2 separate regions of the Homo sapiens genome follow, and region 2 is linked to region 1. Evidence: chromatin loops called from intact Hi-C (ENCODE). Cell type or tissue: heart left ventricle. All regions are shown on one strand.

The links. Peaks named below come from ENCODE experiments on the same cell type or tissue, not always from the same donor. Only the 100,000 strongest peaks of a DNase experiment are listed, where the experiment ranks them.
Region 2: it touches region 1 in a loop (2.6-fold over the local background); 5 of 110 quality-filtered maps call a loop at or near these places.

What each region holds. Positions count from the first base shown.
Region 1 is chr9:93,818,529-93,826,528 of GRCh38, forward strand. It overlaps MIR4291 (microRNA 4291), which reads left to right and starts at 829; the gene lies at 829-893. The region is part of intron 1 of LOC101928014 (a long non-coding RNA gene); the gene reads left to right. In heart left ventricle, no CTCF peak of the experiment used is centred here; a DNase peak (open chromatin) is centred at 7,973; H3K27me3 peaks cover 3,797 bases.
Region 2 is chr9:93,941,416-93,949,415 of GRCh38, forward strand. No RefSeq gene overlaps it. Among named protein-coding and RNA genes, the nearest start is that of BARX1, 9.9 kb to the right of the region's middle. RefSeq lists enhancers at 6,694-7,621, 7,622-8,000. In heart left ventricle, no CTCF peak of the experiment used is centred here; a DNase peak (open chromatin) is centred at 4,606; H3K4me3 peaks cover 703 bases; H3K27me3 peaks cover 7,883 bases.

The DNA of each region.
Region 1 (8,000 bases):
AGAAAAGGAAGGAATGAAGGGAAAGAGGGAAGGAAAGAAGGAAAGAGGGAAGGAAGAAGGAAGGAAAAGGGAAAGAAGGGAAAGAGGGAAGAAAGGGAAAGAGGGAAGGAAGGAAGGAAGGAAGGAAGGAAGGAAGGAAGGAAGGAAGGAAGGGATGGAGGGAGGGAGGGGAGGTCATTTCCTAGAGGAAGTAAAAGTGCAGCTCCTCTCTGGTCTCCCCTGAGTAGAACATGAGAACATGACTAAACCAAAAATCAGGTATGTCTCTAGAGAGAGCTCGTACATCCAGGCGGACAAGCCTTCCATTACTAAAAGTGCCAGAGACAAGCCAAGGCCTGCGTGTGTGCACAGGAGACTAGAGGGCCCTCTGAGCCCTGGCTGGAGGGGGGACCAGGTTCAAGCCCATCTTCTGCTCACAGCCTGGGTGATCCTGGCAGCCACGTGCCCTCCTTGCTGGGGCTCAGGTGCCTCATCTGTCAAGTGCCGGTGGCTGGGACAGGACCCCTCAGCCTGATAGGCTAAGACTCTAAGTGCTGCTGGAGTTAAGACGGCAACGCAATCTCCAAGCCTGTCAGGGACCCCTGGTAGCTGGGTGAGTGATGGTCCCGGGGGATTGACCAGCTGTTTGGGTGTCCCATAAACACAGCCTTAAAGTGGCTGGTTCCGCCCATCCATCTTGCCCTTGGGGCCGCGCCCTGGCGGCTTTCAGAGTGGCCCTAGTTGACATCGGTGTTGGCCCCTTCCGGGTGGCGCTGGGCCGTTGATGGGCTCTGTGATGGATGGGTCTCCACTGTGGAGGTGCCACAGCTCAGGACGCCCTGAGGGTGACGCCGGGGGCTTCAGCAGGAACAGCTGGGTGGAGGCAGAGCTGTTCTGCTGTGGCTGCAGCCCTGAACTGTGGGATTCAGAGCTGAGAGTGAGGTAATGAAGCCAAGTGCTTCCAGGGTCTACAGATGGAGGTGACCCAGACACACTGTACAATAGACTCTCTGGAGTTTCCTTAGTTCCACAGAAACCTGCTCCCTCCCCTATGGCTGTAGCCTTTTTGTGTCTCTCCTGGTTTCAGATAGAACACCAGCCCCACCAAGCACAGGGCTTCCCTTGGGGCAGTAGAAAGTGGCAATACTATGGCCAGCCAGGCCACTCAGGGGTCTGAATTCAGAACGGCTGTTTTTTCTGATTTCTCCAGGGACCCCTGTACAAACCAAAGTTATCTCTCTGCAACCTCCAGGTCTGACCACGGATAACTGGCTGATTCCTCCTTCTGGCATTCAGGGTTGTACCCCTGTGTTCTGAACTGAGGGCTGGAGAGAGAAATAATGAACTCACCAAGCTCTACTGACTGCCTGCTGCTGGCCGCACATCACAGCCCTTGGATAGCACCATGGCCTGACTTTATGTAGAGCCGCTGACATCCCTAAGGCACTCAGGGCAAGACTGAAACATGCTGAGGCCATGCCCCATGGTGTTAGAAGGGATGATGTGAGCAGCCTGTCTTCTGCTCATTCCTGCAACACGCCTTAGGGTCTCTCAGGGGCATTGTTCATGATGGGAAGCTCGGAGGGCCTGGCCACAGACAGAGGTGACCCACAGTCACTGAGTTGGAGGGGTGGCCCCCAAGCTGGTGGGGAGAGGTAGAGAACTGGTGGAGATGGCTAAGATGATTCCTCATTTCCCCCGAATGGCCCTAGTTTTACTGCCCTTCCCACTACCTGCTTTCTCCAAACACACGCTCCCTCTCTGACCTGGCTGTCCCCCACCATTCTCACTAGAAATGTAGACTCTGGGAGAAAGGAAGGGCCCTTGGATCCCAGGAAGTTCCTTTACAGCTTCCCTAGATGTTGGGCATCTGCTGCTCTACTTGCATGCCCTGCATGACGGGGAGCTCCTCACCCGTCAAGCAGCCCTCCCCATTTTTGTGTCCTTACTGCTGATCTCTGCCATGCCCCCACCCCTCCTGGGGACGCAGCTCTGCTCTCCTAGCCCTAGGACTCCATCAGCTCTTCCTGCCCCAGGACTGGCCCTCAGAGGTGGGGGACAGTGAGTAGATTTCACTACTTTCTACTTAGGCTGTTAGTTGAGTCTAGCAGCCCCAGCTCCCCAGGGGATGGGGTCTCCAGGCCCCTTGTCACTTTAGCTGCCTGCTGTGGACATGCTGGTGTCCCTCCCCAGGGTCCCAGTCCCAGGCTATTCTCCTTCCCACTAACGCTCATTTAGCTCACCTAACTGCCCACTTCGACCACTTGGGGGCCCTTGCTGGTCTGGAATCTGTTCGGTGCCAGACTGAAGCATTAGTGCTAGTCCCTATGGCGCATTCCCAGCCAAACACTGGGGGGACAGCTGTATAGACTGCAAGCTTCCTTCTGTCCCTGTGGCTGTCTTTGCAGCTATTCTTAAACACCTGCTTCTCCCTTTCATTCTGGGCATGTCCCTAGTCCCTTTGAAGTTAGGTGTGGCTGTGTGACTTGCTTGGCAAATGAAATGTGAGCAGAAGAAACACGTGCAGGTTCAGGGTAGAAGCCCCGTCCCCTTTCCCTGGGTGACTGATGGGCTGGCCCATGAAGGCACATCATGTAACTGACTGAAAAATGCATTTTTCTGTGTGCAGACATGAGATGTTGGGCTTGTTTGTTGCTGCAATAGAACCCAGCCCACCCTGACTGTTAGACCCTGAAACTATAATCAGGGCAAATCCCTGCCCTTCTTCATAGCAGAATGTTCTCCAACTACCTAGTGGCTGTTCCCAAAGCACTGGAAGCTCTCTCTGCACCATCATCTTTCCCAAGTAGTCCAGGATATGAGAGGGGCTCAATACATATTTGTTGAATAAGCGAATGAAGGAGGAACTCTCTCTCACCCAGTGGCATCCTTGGGGTTATGGGCAGCCACCTATTGCATCTATTGCACTAAGACTAAATCCCCAACTCCCTACCAGGACCTGCCTGGTCCCCACCAACATCCTCAGCCTCATTGTCTCCCTGCTCCTCCCCACACCACCCTGTCTTGAGCACAAGCACACCCAGCCTATCTTCCCACCCCAGGGCCTTTGCACATGCCATTCCCTTCCTCTGCAGCACTGGATGATTTCTTCTCATGTTGCAGGCTCTGCCCAAATGTTTTTCCTCAGAGCATTCATCCCTGACCACTTGCATCTCAAGGCGTCCCCTACCCACATCACTTTTAAAAAAACATTTTATTTGAAAACAATATACAATTTGTGGAAAATTTGCAGGGATGAGAATGGGACCAAAAACACCTGCATACTCCTCACCTACTGTTAACTTTTTATTATTTACTGGGTTATTTGCTCTTGTTCTTTCTCTCTGTCTCTATCACTGTGTCTCTCCTCTGTGTCTGCCTCTCTCACAAACACACATATTTTGAGGGTAAATTGCAAATGTCATAGCCCTTGACCCCAAAATACTTTGGTGTGGGTTTCCCAAAAATAGAATTATGCTCTTATGTAACTACAGCTCCGTTCTTGACTTTGGTAATATTGAAATTAACATTAACATTGACAAAACACTTTAATCTGCCATCCATGTGCCAATTTTGTCAACTGACACAATGCTGCCCTGACGCAATGCCGCCCTTTATAGCATGTCTTTCCCCTCCATCACCCCATCTGATCCAGGGTCAGGTATTGTATTCAGTTGTTTTGTCTCTTTGGTCTCCTTCAGCCTGAAATGGTGTCCATAATCTTTCGTTGTCTTATATTGCATTGACATTTTTGAAGAACACAGTGTTTTTAGTGAAATGTTTCTCACTTGGAGTTTGTCTGCATTTCCTCCTGTTTGGGTGTGGGTTGTGCCTTCCTACCTGGTGTCAGTGGTGTTAGGGATGTGCGCTTGTAGGGCATCACAACTGGTGGCCCCCGGTGCCCGCATGCACCTCCATGGTGGTCAGTGGTTGATTTTGTCACCCTGCCAGGGTGGGTCCTGATTTCTCCACTGTATAACTTTTCCCCCCTCCTTGCGTTGAATACCTGGTCTATGAGGAGACACCTGCAGAGCATGCAAAAACACCCTACTCCTTGTCAAAGCTTTCCACCGGCTTTATCAGCCATTGATGACTCTTGCCTGAGCCAATCTTTGCCACAATGCTTGCAAAATGTTGATTTTTCCACCCAAATCCTCCCCCAACATTTCCCAGCTGGCTCTCAACTGGGAAATGGGGGAGGAGAGAGGCCTTTTTTTCGAGCCACAAGCCTGCCACAGTTTTGTCAACTGATGCAATGCTGCCCTTTATAGCCTGTCTTTCCCCTTCACCACCACATCTGATCCGAGGTCAGGTATTACATACCTGTATAAATAGTGTATAATCTTCCTTTTTTAGTGCATAACAACATGTTCCAGGCTTATAATGTATTGATCCTGTCCCAAGTTTGGAATCAGCCATTTCTCCAAGGAGCCCTGGATCCCATTCCCAAGGATGGTATTAGAGACCAACATCTGGGTACAGGATGTGCTCACTGCCACTGAGGTGTCTGCTTCAGAGCTCTCTCAGCAGACAGAGCCAGATACAAAAGATGTGTGCATGCATTCAAGACCTTACATACACACACCACATCGTATTCTATAATAGCTTGTCATTCCATCATCCTTTTCTGTAGGTTGAGCTGGAATGATCCGGGTGACTAATCTGACATCTATTTATCCTCCCTCTCCCTGATCCATTCCTAAGTGCCCTGGAAGTGGGGATTGGCCTCCTGTCTTTTCTCTTGCTGTGTGCCCAGCTTGGAGATCTTTAAGAACTTCCGAATGAATGAACCCACTTCCGTAGGCCCCACAAGGCTTTGCCTGAGGCTCTCAGATTCCCAGCAAGGGTCCATGGAACAAGTTAGCTTGTTGGACAGTGTGGTCTCAGGCCCTGGCTTGTGGCAGTAGGCAACAGCCCTATGTCCCTGGTACCTGTCTGCAGCCCTCCTCAAGCCAGCCCTCTAGGGACGGAGCTGCTCCCAGGCCCCTCTGTGCCCATTCCTTGACTCTCTACACTAGCTACAGGTTCAAGGCAGCACCTGGAGTCCTCACAGCAGTCCTGCTCTTTCAGGAATCAGAGCCCCATTTTGCAGATTAGGAAACCAAGGCTCAAAGAGGCTCTGGCCTCTTTGGAAAGAGACTGTGGAGCAGATTTCTGCCCAAGAAAATCATGAATTGCCCTCATGAGCCAAAGGTTTTGTGTGTGCAGAGTGGAACATCTGAGCCTGTCCATTTCTTGGTTGGACATGTGAATAATGTTTTCAAAAGAATTTCTGATTTGATGTCCTGGCCTAGCAGGGCTGCTGTGGGTGAGCCACATTCCACCTGACTCACCTGGTCCCAATTCCAACAGTGTGAGAATTCCCCAGGGCTGCCTTCCTGCTCCGTCTCTGGCACCTAGACCGAAGCAGAAAGAGCGCGGGGCGACTCATGCCGCCTCACATCACTCCTTGGTGACCTTCATCACATCCCTCCAAGCCTCAGTTTCCTAATCTGTCACTGGGGCTAAGTCCCCTCCCCCTTGCAGAGTTGTTGGGGAGGAAGAGTCTCACCTCCTCCAGAGGCCTTGGGAATGCACCCCACAGAGGTCCCATTGCTGTCCCACAACTTCACGGCTGTGTGACCAGCAGACACGAAAGGGGAGGGCAGCTCATTTTTCAAACAAAACGGTATCAGATGTGTGATTTGGTTAAAAAAATATATATTTCTGGCAATGGCTTCAGCTTTGCTCAAGAGAGAACTGGGTTGGGGGGAGAAGGTGGAGGGGAGGCTGTTCCAGTGGCTTAAAAAACCCCAGATAAGTGTACGGTGATTAAGCGCAACCATTAGCTCTAATGGGCAATAATTGGTGATGAGAAATAATTTTCTAGGGCACGACTGCCCCTGGTGCCCCCACACCCGGCCCCAGCAAGGGGACAGCCAAGGGGCTGATTAACTCCCAGGCTGGAGGAAATGTCGGAGGCACAAAAAGTTTCCAGATTCGAGGGTAATTGGGAGAAGTTATTTCACTTTCCACATCAGGCTGATGAGGGGCCACCCACCTGCCGGTGAGGGAGGGGCTCGGCCGGCTTCCTGCCCAGAAATGGAGGGCCACTGTGCAAGGGGCAGGGGTGGCCAGCATGGTTAGAGGGTGGGGGCAATTCCCACCTGTGTCACTGCTGGCCCTGTGACCCAGGGCAAGTCACCACAGGGTCCCTTCTCTGTCCTGACTTGCTCCCCAACCAGTATTTGCACAGGCCCTCGTCCTTTTCACCTCAAAATTCACAGACAAACCCACCAGCCAGCAGTTCAGTCTTCCCGAGTGCCCTCCCTTCCCCCAGAGCCTGCCCAAGGACCTGCTAGCCTTAGGGTACCTTTGTGGGATTCAGGGGAAGATGCCCCTCTTGGCCGCAGGCTACAACCTTGAGTGTGTCCAGCAGGAGCTGGCTGGACTCCTTGGAGCTCCTGTGTGCAGTGCACAACCTGCCCAACAGCCCTCTGCAGCCCAGCTGTGCTCATGTCTTCATCTCCTTCCTCCTCACTCTGCCCACTCAGCCTGTCCCCAGAAAGAGCTCTTGGTCACTTCAAATGAGTGAAGTCAAAGGCCCCACCTCTCTGCCCCCCACCTGCCTGCTCCTTCTTTCTTGAGCTCTGCTGCCTCCAAGACCTGCCTTCCTCTCTGCCTCAGCCTCACTCCCCTCTTCCCCAGTCCAAAGCACAAATTCTCCCATCCCCAACCCAATCTCTCTCTGAAAGCCCTTTGCCCTGGGGACTTACTGCACACCCTGATCATCTCCCTCCCAGATCTGCACCTCTCCCTGGGTCCATGAGTGGGTCTCTCTCCTCTCTCTCTTACTTTTTCTCCCTCTCCCTCGTCCTCTCCATGTGTGTGTATGTGTGTTCAGTGTGTCTTTCATAGTGATTGACCCAAGGCAGTGAGACAAGCATGCCTCCTGAAGCTAAGGAGGCTTTGTGCAATAGGAAGGCCTTTCCCTTCCCTGGCTCAGGGCTGCAGTGCTCTCCCAGGCATGAGACTGAGCTCCCCCTCACAGGAGGCATGTAACCAGGGCCTGTACGGCTGCACCCCTAGGATGCTGCAGAGAGGAGTCCTGTCCTTTGAGGGCCTAGGTGGGATAATCTAAGGAGGTGTTGGCCTAGGATAAGCTGAGGCCTCTAGGCTGACCCCATGGCAGCCTCCTCTAGCTGTCCTCTCTGCCGTCTGCAGGCCAGGGCTTCAGCTCCCAAGTTGCAGGTGAGGTCAGCCTCAGGATACCTCCACCACTGACCAGCTGCCGAACCTCTCTGGGCCACAATGTCCTCCTCTGAAAATGAAAATCGTGGTGTTACCACCTCACGGGACCGACCCGAGGATGAAGGAGCTGGCCACAGAGGTGCTTCCAGGACAGACTGGTGCCCAGAAGACTCCAGGACAACAGCTGCTGGTATCACTGCGTGGGGCAGTGAGACATCGGGGCTGTTCCCGCTGCATGATTGCCCCGTCCCAGGTTGTTGCCCACAAAGTCCCCTCTATATGCGCTGTGCCCCCAGAATTGCGCAGCGTCAGTTATAAACGTAATACTGTGTGGCCGGTGCCGTTGTAAGCACTGTAGATGAGTGTGTTTATTCTGTTTCTCCACACCTCTGTGAGGTGGGCATTCTTGTGACCCCTATTCCATCGGCGAGAATCGGGGGCAGCCAGATCCAATAACTTGCCGCAGGCTGGGCTGGCACTGCGTGCTGCGCCTCCTCTGAGCCTAGCACTCTGGCCTCACAGTCGGTGCTCGTAGCATTTCAGCTGTATGACTCTAACAGCAATTACAGTCATGGCCTTCGCCGCCGCCACCATTCCCGTTCCGGTTGGAGAACACAATGCACCGCGCACAGGCTGTGCCAAAGTCCACAGGCACCCTTCGGCCTCCATCATCGCGCCCTCTTCACAGATGAGCAAACGGAGGCCAGACGTCACCGGCAGGCGGCGCTGCGGTGCGCGAGGCCTCGCACCTGCACGGGAAGCAGCGGAGAGGACGCAGGTAAGGTAAAGCC
Region 2 (8,000 bases), 120 kb after region 1:
AATGTACTAACAAGTGAAGAAAGCAGTCATCAGCTCAGAGTAAATGATGCAGAAGGTGAGGGAATGCATGCTCTCTGAGGGAATGGGCCAAGCCCAGAATCTTGTCCAAAGAAGGCACAATAACTTTTCAGTTGTGGTAAAATATGCATAACATAAAATTTACCATTGTGACTATTTTTAAGAGTTCAGTGGTTTTAAGTACAGTCACATTGTTGTGCAACCATCATCATCATCCATCTGTGTAACTCTTTCCATCTTGTAAAACTGAAAATCTGTCCCCCTTCAACACGAATTCCCCATTGCCCCTCCTCCAGCCCCAGAGTAGGCTCACTGTGCACTGGCTAGCAAATTGTCAGAGTCCAGTGAGAGAACACACAGGCACCCAACAGGTTACATGAAGCGGGTTTGTTCCTTACAGTAGGTAGCAAGGGACAATGGAAGCCTGGGATCCCCTGTCTTGTTCATTCATGTGTGCCCCACTTGCACCCCAGCTGAAGGGTCCTGGAAAGCAGGTCTTGGGCTGGGTTTTAGACCATGGAGCAAAGAGGCTTGCTGGCTAAACCATTGAAGGACATCCTGCTTCTATGGGGGGAACTGGAACAGAGCCAGGGCTGCCCCAGCCGTCCCTCTCTATGGGTGTCATATCCACAGCACATTCTACAGTTATTCTTGAGGACTACAGGTGAGTAAAGGGGGAGAAGCGAGATTGTCCAAAGCCACCTAAACCCTGGCACCCCCGTTCTACTTTCTGCCTCTATGACTTCGATGACTGTAGGGACTTCATATAACTGGAATCACACAGTATTTGCCCTTTGCTGACTGCCTTATTTCACTTAGCATAATGTCCTCAAGTTTCGTCCACGTTGTAGCATGGGTCAGAACTTCCTTCCTTTTTAAGTCTGAATAACATTCCATTGTGTGTACAGAGCACATTTTATTTCTCAATTCATCCGCTGATAGACACTCAAGATGCTTCCACCCTTTGGCTATTGTGAATCATGCTGCTACGAACATGGGTGTACAAATAAGGCACGAATAACTTCTTATTGTAAGATCAAATAAGTGAATGAGGAAATGAATACATGAATGAATGAACAAATAAATGATATGTAAAGGGCATCCACACTTGCGCTTCTCCCACAGCCCCACTCACTCCCTGACTATGATGCTGGTTTCTGCTGCTGCTGCCGCTGCCTCCTCCTCCTCCTCCTCCTCTTTCTCCGGCCTTGCGCATCCCCCATCAGCAAGAGCACAGGAGCTCCATGTGGACTGGGCCTCCAAGAACCCGCTGAGCTGCCCAGCGGGGCCCCTTCACAATGAAGCACGCTGTCCCTTCTTTAGAAGGGATTCTGCTTTCTTATGTTCACAGGATGTCCAAGGTCTCCTTGAAGATCAGGAAATGCAGGCAGCCATCCCAGCCTCTGAATAGCTGCTGCCAGCATTACACAGACCGGGCATCAGACGGTGTGCGATCCTCCTTGCTTTCTCCTCCTTTCTTTCCCTCTTCCTTCCTCCTCCTCCTCCCTGTTACACACCAGGGAGGCTGCTGCATGATTGACGCAAAGCCAGTGGCTGCTTGAAGGGGAACGTGAGGATTCCAGAAGCTCTGAGCTGGGCAGGGTCCTCTGAAAGTCTCTACTCTTAGCTGGTCTTAAACCTCGCTTTGCAGCTATCCTGTTGTTCAGATAAAAGCCTACCCAGAGCCACAACAGTTCGGAGACATGAGGGGAGCTGCTTTCATGGTTTCCCCTCCCCACAGTGGCCCTCTATGGAGCTTGCCCATCCACTCATGTTACACAGAACAAGACCAACACCACACAGCTGACAAAGGGTGTGGGGTCCAGCAAATCAACCCAGGGGCAGCTGGAGCTTGACCTTGCAGGGGAACTCTGGGAGCCAGTGTGGACAGCACCCCTTAGCATCATCTATCTGGGGGTGAGGCGGGTGTCTATCCACAAACTCCCGCCCACCCCTGGTTGAGGACCACTTTCAAGGGTGGAAGGGGTGAATTTCTTGGCACTTTCAGGCTGCTGCAAGGGCAGGCTTTGGTGGCAGCCGAAGTCCTGAGCCAACTCAAAGCCAGAGCTTATAGCTGAAAGAACTGGGCCATCACTCATTCATTCATTCGTTCATTCATTCACTGCAGGGCCTGACGGGTTTGACTGAGAGCTGCTGAAGCATCAGTGTAGGAATGACATAGCCTGACCTATGAGACCCTGAGGAGCCCCAAGAGTGGAGCACCCCTAGGGTGACACCCATGCTGCCAAGGGACTGTCAATCACCCTGCCCCTGCCCCTGCCTCAGTTTACCACCAGCAGGCAGGGGAGGAGAGGGCATTGCATTCCACTGGCTGTGACAGGGAAGGCTAAGCTAACTATTGTCATATGAGATCTTCACACATGGGTCATAACCAGACAGTGAGAGTTTGGCCGGGACCTCCCAGTGTGTAAGTGTCAGGGCAGCAGGACATTCATTCATCTGGTCCACAGATCTTTGCTGTGCACTTGCCACATCCCAGCACTGTCCAGGAACTGGGGTGCACGACAGGCAGGGTCTCTGCCCTTCCGGAGCAGACATGCTGGTGGGAGAGATGGGCAGCTCCCGAGGACTGCCCTCGTGTAAGTGCCATGAAGACAATGGAAGGGAATTATGCCAGACCCTCAGGGACCCCAGCACAAACTTGCCTCCAAAGCCCAGGCTCTCTCCTTGACAATAGTCCATCATCAGCCCACAAGGAGAAAGGAGCAGCAAAGGCCTGCAGAGAGCCAGCCCTGTCCCCTTGCCCAGAACAGGGGTGCCCCCTGCAGTTCTGTGAGCTGCTCCATCCTAGCAGCTCCCATCAGCTCCAGGGACAGTACGCGAACACCAAGTTATACCCTCACATTTATTCCAAAAATCTTTTGGGAGGAAATCCCACTCATTGCATGTCCAGGCACCTAATGAGGACATGAGATCATGTTATCAGTTCCTATTTTAAAGAGGGGGATACTGAGGCACAGAGAAGACAGGTAACTTGCCGAAGATCACACAGCTAACAAATGATGAAGCCCTGGGTCTTAACTACAGTGCTAGGCTGCCCCATGGCTCAGCTGTGCTTGTATTCGGGGCCTTCACTGATTGAACTCAGAACAGCTGTATTCTGGAATGAATTGCAACGCAGTTCAGCCAGCTAAGCCTTCTCTGGGAATCTTCTCAGGGCTGAAGGTACAGGACTAGCTCATCAAGTTACTTTGGGCTGAATTACACCCCAGCTCTGCTTGCCATTCACTAGGTGTGAGACCCTTTTCTAAGCCTCAGTTTTCTCATCTGAGAAACAGATTTCACCCTCTCTATCTCAAGAGGTTTTTAGGATTAACCACACTGGGATTAGCCACGGCCATGCCCAACATCAATGCTTCCAAAATGGTGGAGATGGGGGTGGAGAGGCCCCATCCTGGGCCTGGCACACATAGCTGGTCCCCAGTGCAAGCTGGCTTCTATCCCTGCCTCTGCTTGGAGAGGGCCTGGGCTCCCTTCAGGCTCCAGGGCTGGGAAACGATGCCACTTGGTGCTCCTGCACCACATCCCCACATGGACCCCTGGACCATTCCCAAATCCTGACTGCAGGACCAGCCCAAACCCCTCCAGACCTTCCCCCCGCCCACACTCAGCCACCAGCCACCATTCAGACAGGAGGAGGGACTCCTACAGATACCCCTGGGGGAAAAAAAAGAACCACTCAGCCAGCATCCTCCTGACTCTGAGGTTGGGGGGCGGGAGCGGTGTCGGAGCATTTGCAGAGTAAGTTCTTTAAAGTGCAGGGGAATGCTAGGTGGACAGGAGCTGTGAGAGACCTTGCCCCAAAGATAGATCCCAGGTAGATACAGAAGGCATTGTGAGTGGTGGTGAGTGCCAGAGCGCACTGCAGTGTGAGTCAGGGTCAGAGCAGCCCTCTTCTGCGAAACGACCCTTTGGAGCCCAGGACGGAAGAAGGAGACAGTCCCTGGCAACCGGGAGCACAGGGAAGAGCATTGCAGACTGAGGAACAGCATGTGCGAGTGCCCTGGGGAAGGAGGGAGTTGGCTCATTCGAAAAGCAGAAACACAAGGAGGAAGTTTTCTGTCACTTTCCATTTTCTCCACTACCAGGCAGGGAACTCGCCCGTTTCTGTGCTCAAGGTCACATGGTGGTCTGCGGGACAGCTGGGCTGCCTTCCTTCAGTAACTCTTTCCTCACCCCAACTTTTCCACCTTCTTCTCCTATCTGCTCTTTCCCTTTCCTTTCTCCAGCCTGTCTCTCCATTTCTTCCCCTCCCTTTCCGCCGTTTCTGTGCCTCCCCACCCCCACTCTCTCACACACACTTCCCTGTTTCCCCTTTTCTCTCTCTTAGACACTGCCGCTGTCTTCCACCTCTGTCTCTCCTTTCTGCATTTCTTACCCCGTGTCTCGGTCCCAGCTCCCTCGGGGTCGAGTCCCTCTGCGTGTCCTCCCCTACCTCGGCCTCCACCTGCCCCTTGCACGGGCGGCGCCGCCTGCCATGCGCAGCACGAGCCTCGCTAATGCGTTTCGCATGGCGCGTCAGTCAAACGCCCTTCTAATGTCCTTAAAGCACGCAGAAAATTGCATCCTTATGAAAAAGGAGAAAAAAAGCAAATTGCCTGGTGGAAGCGGAGCTGCCGCGGGGGCTGGGGCGGCAGCGCGTGCGGGCGGAGTTGCGTTCGGCAGGGCGGACTTGGGGCGGCTGTCAGGGGCTCTCCCGGGCCAAGGCGCAAGAGCAAGACGCTGCCTCCTCCCAGCGCTTCCAAGTGGCGCCTGGGCCCACATCCTTGCCTGCTCTCTCCCACTCTTCCACCTCTCCTTGCTCGTTCCGGACACCCTGGCCTCCCACTGCACCACCTCCCTCCGCTAGGCTCATAACCGCCTCCGGACCTTGCACTTGGTTTCGCTCATCCCCAGGCGCTTTTCACAACACAGACCCTTCCTCCTGGTCACTCAGGTCTCCACTGAAGGGTCACTTCCTGAGACCAATCTTCCCAGACCACCCTGACTAAAGCCCCCACCCCACTCATCTTCTATCACCTGCTGCATTTTCCACATGACAACGACCACTCTCTGAAATCATCTTGTGGATTTAATTGTGGCTTCTTCACCGTCTGTCCACCCCTCCCCAGCACAGTGTCTGGCACGCAGAGGGCATGTTGAACAAATTGGTGAACAAATGAGTGAGACTTATTCCAGGCAGGCAGGGGCTTTGGAGACTCTAAGGCATGTGGGGCACTCCAAGCTGGACCTTGAGGCTGCTGAGTGAGGGGCAGTGGAGACTAACCAAGCTGAAATCAGATCCAGTTCGTTGCTAATGACTTTGTGTTCCTGGGCAAGTTGCCTAACATCTGTGAGCTTTATCTTCTGGAAAATGGGAGCAGGAGCACCTAGCTTACTGGGGTGTCCCTGGATCGATAAAGTAATTCAGAAGAAATGGGGGGGGGGTTCTGTCCCTAGCGCTAGGAATTGTCTGCCATACTCAATAAGTGCTTGTTAAAGGAATGAAGGGCTGACATAAGAGCTTGATACATATCAGCCAGTCCATGCTGCCACTGATGTCAGATGCACGATTATTTCCTGAAGCATTGAGAAAGAAACGTTGTTTAAATATTGCGAATGAAGCCATAACCCATTGCTCTCATATCACCTGGAATTTTTATTTTATACTTACTCAAATATCTCTTTTAGGCTTATTAGCACATAGATTTAAAAAAAAAAAAACCACAGATCACTATTGAGTTTACATCAAAACGGCAACTATCAGCGCAATCAATCATCAGTGGAGGTATTCCTAAAACTTCTTTGAGAAGCCTTCTTTGAGAGAGGTCAGAGGCACCTCTCTCAATGGACACCCTCTAAGCTGCTCTTCCCCTGTGAATTTCTATGCCTTGCTGAAGAACCACCCCCCACCCCGCCCCGCCCCAAGCTTCTCCTCCCCTGTGAATTCCTTGGCCTAGCTGAAGGACTCCCCTCTGTGGTCTTCCCCTCCAGTGTTGGTGCCTGAGAGGCCAGGGGCCACCACTGTTCACTGGAATGGCTAAATAACCTCGGCAGTACACCCATGGGAGTGGGCGGGAGGTCACATGGAGCATCCATGACACCCACAGCCTCTGGGACCCTCGTCCCCATCTCAACTGTCATGGAACCCAGATTTCAGAAATGGGAAGATGCTGTCTTAAAGTCGAGACCTAGGGACACTACTGTGTAAGAGCTAAGACAAATTGAACTTCTGAAGTCACACCAGTGAGGGTCCCCCTTCCAAAGTCAGAGAGATCCCAAGAGGAAAGGCCCTTCCCTGGAGGGGCCTCTGACAGTCCTGGGGCAGGAAGTTATGAGTGGCCCGGGGGACCAGAATAGAGGTAGAGAGCTGAGCCAGAGTCAGCACCTGCTGGCCCCTCGGCTGCCATTACCTTCCTGCCCCGCCCAGCGGAGCGAGGAGTCCCAGCTCCCTTACCTCCCTACAGTGGGGTTGGGGAGGTGGCATTTGAGAAGTTTTCCTTCAGCTCGGAGATCTGGCCCCGGGCTGAGCTGGGAGGGAGGGTGGGGGCTGTAGGTGGGACCGCTGGGGAACCCAGCCTGAACAGAGGGGACAGAGGTTCCCAGCATCAGCTAGTCTCCTCCGTGGACACAGGAACCCAAAGTGGGCTCAGGGGATGTCCTTTGCGTTCCTTCTCCGGTACTGTCATTTCTAGGGCAGAGGCTCCCTGACCTGTAGAAAGGAAATCAGGCAGGGGAGCAACTGAAAACAAAGGCGGTACCAGGTTTCTGCTCGGACCCTGGAGCTCCAGGGAGATGGGGAGAGATGGCCGAGTGAAGGTGCTCACTCGGGGTTGAGAGGACCACATTTTGGCCACTCCTAGCTGGCCCTGCTCGGTTTCCCTGTAGGCACAGTAAGACAGTGCCCTCCAGCTCCAGGGGACAAAAACTTCAGATTCTGCTGTTGTCGACTTGGGCTGGGACCCGCGCTTCTTCTTTTTTTTTTTTCTTTCTTAGTCCCCACAAGTGACCCTCTAGGGGAATCCAGAACAGGGAAGGGAGCAAGCCAGAGGAACTTTTTTTTTTTTTAGGTGAAAAGCCAGGGGGAGGGATGGGGCGCCCCCGCTCGCGACTACGCCTGCGACTGTCCTCGCGCTGCGGGGGCTGTGCGTGGAGCCCGCGGTAAGCTGGAATATCCAAGCCAGCTGCAAGTGGCCTTCCGTTCCCCACACGCCTCCTGCGTGCTGGGCCCAGCTGGGCGCCGCCCAAATCTTCTCTCTCCCGAGACTCTCCAGCTCCCCTTCTACTGACCAGGAGAACGTCTTGCTCCGGCCAGGATCACACCAGTGGAGAAGCGACCCCCTCCCCCATCCCGGGCCGGGGCCCTTCTGACAAGCCTCCCCAAGGACTCCCTCATTCCCCAGGCCACCTTGAACAAAGCACACTGAGCGCAAACTTCGCGCCTCTGGGGGAACGCTGCGGCCAGGCTAATCCCAGCCCTCTCTCCTCCCCCAGCCCTTCGCGTCCCCAGGGTCCAGGCGGTCGCAGGCGCTCCCCACTCCCGCAGGGCCACAGCTCTCGCGAGACTCCTGAGCCCTCTCCCTCCCCTGGCTGCGGCCCCCGGGCTCCGGGAAGCTCAGCCACCTGGGCCCACGCCATATCTGGGTTTTTTTCCCAGGACTTTGGGGATGAGAAGAGACTTGTGCATAGAGCGGAAGAGGAATGGGATCCAAGGGACCTTTCCTTCAAGTCCCGGGCCTGAAATGAAGGATGCGACTGCTGCCTGCAGGCAGAGAGACAACCTCAGCGCTCGGTGGCTGGGGCGCAGTGGCACGCAGGGCGGGCGCCAGGTAGCTCCGGTCGGGCACGCGCAGTCCGACAGACTGTGTCACCTTGGAAGACAGGATGCGGCCCTTTACCTAGAGTGGCAGCTTTGTGGGCTAGGTCAGCACGGGGTCTCCGGGCCGGCGGGCAATCGTCTGCCTCTGCGCCTTAGCTCCCTG